Linked DNA regions of Homo sapiens: region 2 is linked to region 1. Evidence: read pairs that join two places in POLR2A ChIA-PET (ENCODE). Cell type or tissue: PC-3. All regions are shown on one strand. Region 1 overlaps KDM1B (lysine demethylase 1B). Region 2 overlaps DEK (DEK proto-oncogene).

The links. ChIA-PET counts read pairs that join two places held together with the same protein. Peaks named below come from ENCODE experiments on the same cell type or tissue, not always from the same donor. Only the 100,000 strongest peaks of a DNase experiment are listed, where the experiment ranks them.
Region 2: POLR2A ChIA-PET joins it to region 1 with 10 read pairs; 9 of 35 experiments call an interaction of 5 or more read pairs at or near these places.

Annotation. Positions count from the first base shown.
Region 1 is chr6:18,165,810-18,168,309 of GRCh38, reverse strand. It overlaps KDM1B (lysine demethylase 1B), which reads right to left. Exons shown (of 22, transcript NM_001364614.2): 6 at 1,932-2,043. Among named protein-coding and RNA genes, the nearest start is that of KDM1B, 12 kb to the right of the region's middle. In PC-3, no CTCF peak of the experiment used is centred here; no DNase peak of the experiment used is centred here; H3K27ac peaks cover 395 bases.
Region 2 is chr6:18,241,178-18,243,677 of GRCh38, reverse strand. The region is part of intron 7 of DEK (DEK proto-oncogene); the gene reads left to right. Among named protein-coding and RNA genes, the nearest start is that of DEK, 22 kb to the left of the region's middle. RefSeq lists an enhancer at 946-1,240. In PC-3, no CTCF peak of the experiment used is centred here; DNase peaks (open chromatin) are centred at 1,087 and 2,057; H3K27ac peaks cover 2,003 bases.

The DNA of each region.
Region 1 (2,500 bases):
ACAGAAAGCAGATTAGCGGTTACCAGGAACTGGGGGTAGCAAGAATTAGGGCTTCCCTTGTGCGTGATGAAAATACTTTGGAATTAGATAGGGGTGGTAATTGCATAACATTGTGAATATACTAAGTGCCACTGAACTGCACAATTTAAAATGGTTAATTTTATGTTATACGAATTTTACTTCAATGAAAAAATCTTTAAGCGTGCACAAAGCTCAGCATTACTTATAATATTTTTAAAATTAGCAAATTGGCCAGGTACAGTGGCTCACACCTGTAATCCTAACACTTTGAGAGGCTGAAGTGGGAGGATTGCTTGAGTCCAGTATTTGAGACCAGCCTGGGCAAGATATCGAGTCCTGTCTCTATAAAGAATTAACAAATTAGCTGGACATGGTGGTGCACTCTATAGTTCCAGCTGCTCTGCCGGCTGAGGTGGGAGGATCACTTGAGCCTGGGAGACCGAGGCTGCAGTGAGTCATAATCCCACAACTGCACTCTAGCCTGAACGACAGAGCAAGGCCCCATCTTAAAAAAAAATTGGGCATTGTGGCTCATGTCTGTAATCCCAGCACTGTGGGAGGCTGAGGCAGGTGGATCACTTGAGCCTAGGAATTTAAGACCAGCCTGGGCAACATGGTGAAACCCCATCTCTACAAAAAATACAAAAGTCAGCTGGGCGTGGTAGCATGTGCGGAGAGTCCCAGCTATTAGGGAGGCTGAGGTGGGAGAATCGCTTGAGCCCGGGAGGTGGAGGTTGTAGTGAGCTAAGATTGTGCCACTGCACTACAGCCTGGGCAACAGAGTGAGACCCTGTCTCAGAAAAAAAAAATAGCAAATCATTTATTAAATGGTGGTATATTTCAACAATATATGCAATAATGAAAATATATTTTCAAAGAATGACTAAATGAAAAAAGAATATGAGGTCAATTTAATTTTTTTTTTCTTTTTTTGAGACAGAGTCCCACTCTGTCACCAGGCTGGAGTGCAGTGGCACGATCTCAGCTCATTGCAACCTCCGCTTCCTGGGTTCAAGCGATTCTCCTGCCTCAGCCTCCCAAGTAGCTGGGACAACAGGCGCGCGCCACCACGCCCGGCTAATTTTTGTATTTTTTTAGTAGAGACGGGGTTTCCCCATGTTGGCCAGGATGGTCTTGATTTCTAGACCTTGTGATCTGCCCACCTCAGCCTCCCAAAGTGCTAGGATGACAGGTGTGAGCCACAGCCCTGGCCCAAATTAATTTTTAAAAAGCTAAACATTACAAAAATCGTATCTGAAGCCTGATTTTAAACCTAATCAGTATATGTATATAAAGCATGAAATTGTGTTTAAACAGACAAAAATATGAAAAGAAAAAAAGGATCAAAAAGCTATGTACCAAGCTCAGCAATGACTATCACCAGCTGGTGGTGAGCCTTTAGTTTTTTCTTTTTTAAAACCATTTTTTTTTTTTTGAGACAGCCTCTCACTCTGTCATCCAGGCTGGAGTGTAGTGGTGTAATCATAGCTCACTACAGCCTTGAACTCCTGAGCTCAAGCAATTCCCCAACCTCAACCTGATGAGTAGATGGGACTACAGACACCTGCCACCATTCTTGCCTACTTAAAAAAAAAATTTTTTTTTGTAAAGATGGGGTCTTACTATGAGATAGGGTCTCACTTTGCCCAGGCTGGGCGCAAAGCAGTCTTCCCACCTCAGCCTACCAAAGGGCTAGGATTACAAGTATGAGCCACCAAACCCAGCCTAGTTTCCTCTTTTATACTATGTTGAAATATCTCAGCTTTCTATAAAAATAAAAAATATTTGCTTTAATAGTCATAGAAGGAACAATAAATGTAATAGGAGATTTCCTAAACAGCATTTTCATCCATGCCTCTTGCATTTGGCTCCACAAATACTTCACAGACAGAGAGCATCACTCTCCTTACCCAGTAGGGGAGTTGCTGGTCTGCCATGAAAGCTTTGGGACTAGGTTCGGTTTTGCCATTGCTAGTCCATATTTTTTTCCATGTAGTATATTTGTCATATCCATCCTTATGGCTGAAAAACAAGAAAAATTAATATATCGATTAATATATCGATTGCTATAAGCAATCAGGTTTTTCAAAACAGGAGGCAGGTTAGTAAATCTTACGTAACAAACATAACTAGCCTTGTTATAAAAGTAGAGAAAGTTATTATGGCACCCATAAAACAGGCTGTCAGAAGGGGTATATTCTTGTCAGTTTTAGTATCTAAAACTAAGAAAGGCATAGTGTTATTTGAAAGAGAAATTAAATTTTTTTCTTTTTTTTCCCCTTGATACAGGGTGTTGCTATGTTGCTCAGGCTGGAGTACAGTGACTGTTCACAGCTGCAATCATGAATCATGGTGTGCTGCAACCTCGAACTCCCAAGCTCAAGCGATCCTTCTGCCTCAGGCTCCCAAGTAGCTGGAACCAGTTCCGAATATTTTTATTTTTTTATTATTTTTTTAAATTTCTTTTGAGATGGAGTCT
Region 2 (2,500 bases), 75 kb before region 1:
AAGAAGGAAAATCTTCATGCCTCTTGAGGAAAGGCTTTGGGTAGAAGTGGAAGTACTACCAATTCAAGTTGACCTTGGGAATGGAGAGGAAAGTTGTACGTGTGAACAAAGATAAGGAACAGGGAAGGCAGGGTGCCTTTGACTAACTCGTGGTTAGAGTTGTGTGCCCAGAAGTAGAGCAATGAGAGATGAAACTAAGGTAATGTAGGTTGAACCCATGCTATAGAGAACCCATGAAGCTGGGCATTGTTGTGTGACTAATATGTTTGGTGGTAGGTTCATTATTCTCACTCATTCAAAATGATTATCTTATTCTATACCTGAGCATTTTACTAAGTGGGAGAAAAAAAAAATGAGACACGTCCTCTGGTCTTCCAGGAAGTACCACTCAGTAAGCATTTATTAGCAACTGCAAGGAAGAAACTATTCAAAGTGTATATACCATGTGCTTTCACATCTTGCATCTCATTTAGTCTTGACTCCATGAGAGGTGAGGTATGTCTCCTCATTTTTGTATTTGAGGTTATAATAAATATATAAGAAACCTTTTTTAGTGCTTTCTCTTCACAGTAGTCACCTCTTACCTGAACGGAGTACATTTCAAGACCCCCAGTGTATGCCTGAAACTGCAGATCATGCCAAGCCCGATTGCTGTCATTTGGGACATGTTTCTGTTCACGTTTCCCACCCTCAAATTATGCCTTTTTCATCATAACTAAGCACTTATCCTGCACTGTGGCCATAACTTTCGCAGTTTGAGGTTTGACAGCAGAGCCAGCACAAAGTTCTTTTCCCTTCACAATTTCACATATAGAAGATTTGTTCTTACTATAGATCTTAGAAACCTCAACATATGATTTTTTTCTTTCCTTGAGTAAAGAGCTTTCACTTAAAAGAACCCACTTTATGGCTTCTCTTTGGCATGTTTGAATTGCCAACATTACTACTTCTGGGCTTTGGGGCCATTATTAAGTCACATAAGGGTACTTGGGCACAAGCACAATGATACTGCAACAGTTGATAGGATAACCAAGATGGCTGCTAGTGACTAATGGGCCAAGGTTCTGGGAGCATCTACAGTGTGGATATGCTGGACAAAGGGATGATTCACATCCCGGGCAGGAGTGAGCAGGATGACATGAGATTTCATCACACTACTCAGAACAGCATGCAATTTTAAATTTATGAGTTGTTTACTTCTGGAATTTTCCATTTAATATTTTCAGACTATGGTTGACAACAGGTAGTTGAAACCACATGCAGAAAGAGAAACCATAGATAAAGGGAGACTGCCGTATTATTCTTTCTTCTTTTTTGAGACAGAGTCTTGCTTTGTTGCCCAGGCTGGGGTACAGTGGCACGATCGATACTCACTGCCACCTCCACCTCCCAGGTTCAGCAATTCTCGTGGCACAGCCACCCTAGTAGCTGGGTCCACAGGTGCATGCCACCACGCCTGACTAATTTTTTGTAGAGACGGGGTTTCACGATGTTGCCAGGCTGGTCTCGAACTCCTGGCCTCCCAAAGTGCTGGGATTACGGGGTTGAGCCACCGTGCATGGCTTCCTATTCTTTCTAAAGCTTCTTGTTTATGTACTTCTATCTTCAGAGTTCTCTCTAGAATTCCTGATTTAGATCAAAATTTGATTTTAAGCAATAGCTTTAAGAAAGTTAATGAGTATAAATCCACTTGTGCTTATCAGAACTTAAAACTAAAAGCTATTAAAAACTTGATAATTGGAGGAATTGTCCTGTTGATTGCTTTGTCTGGTTCCTGCCTTTACTGTATATAGCTCCAATAATTCAAAATCTAGGAATCAGCAGGCAGTGTAGCCTGTATGCCAAGTCCAGCCTACAGCCTGTTTTTATACAGCCCTCAAGCTCAGAATGGTTTTTCCATTTTTAAATGATTGTTTAAAAAAATGAATATGCAACAAAGATTATATGTAGCCGGGAAAGCTGAAAATATTTACTATCTGGCACTTCAAAGAAAAGTCTTGGTGACAAATCTAGTCCATAAATGTGCTTTTCATTTTATGTGGTATAGCTAGATGAGTCACCTCTGGAGCTTCAAAAACATATACAGGTGCTCAGGAATCAGGATGTTTGGCTGTAACACCCTTGTTCTTACAGCTTCACAATACCTTCCATAAAGTAGGGATAATGAATTGCAGGCCAAGTACTTTGAGAGTATGGATTAATCAAATTGATGGTATTGTGAAAGATTTAGAGGAGGTAATTGTTAAGCTAGGTTTAGAATCATGAGTGGGGTTTTCCTAAGTACAGGGGAGGAATGAAAGTAATGAAGATTTGAAAGTTCATGTAAAATTAAAGGGGACATTGTTTAACTTGCCTTGTCAGCTCTCCCTGTGTTTTTTTCTGTTACCTCCAAATTCTGGTTACCCATATTTACCTTGACAGACAAAAATTGTCCATTGTGTCCTAATACCAAGGTATGTCCTTTGAGATGCCCCCATTTTCCAGAGACCTATTCCTCCTA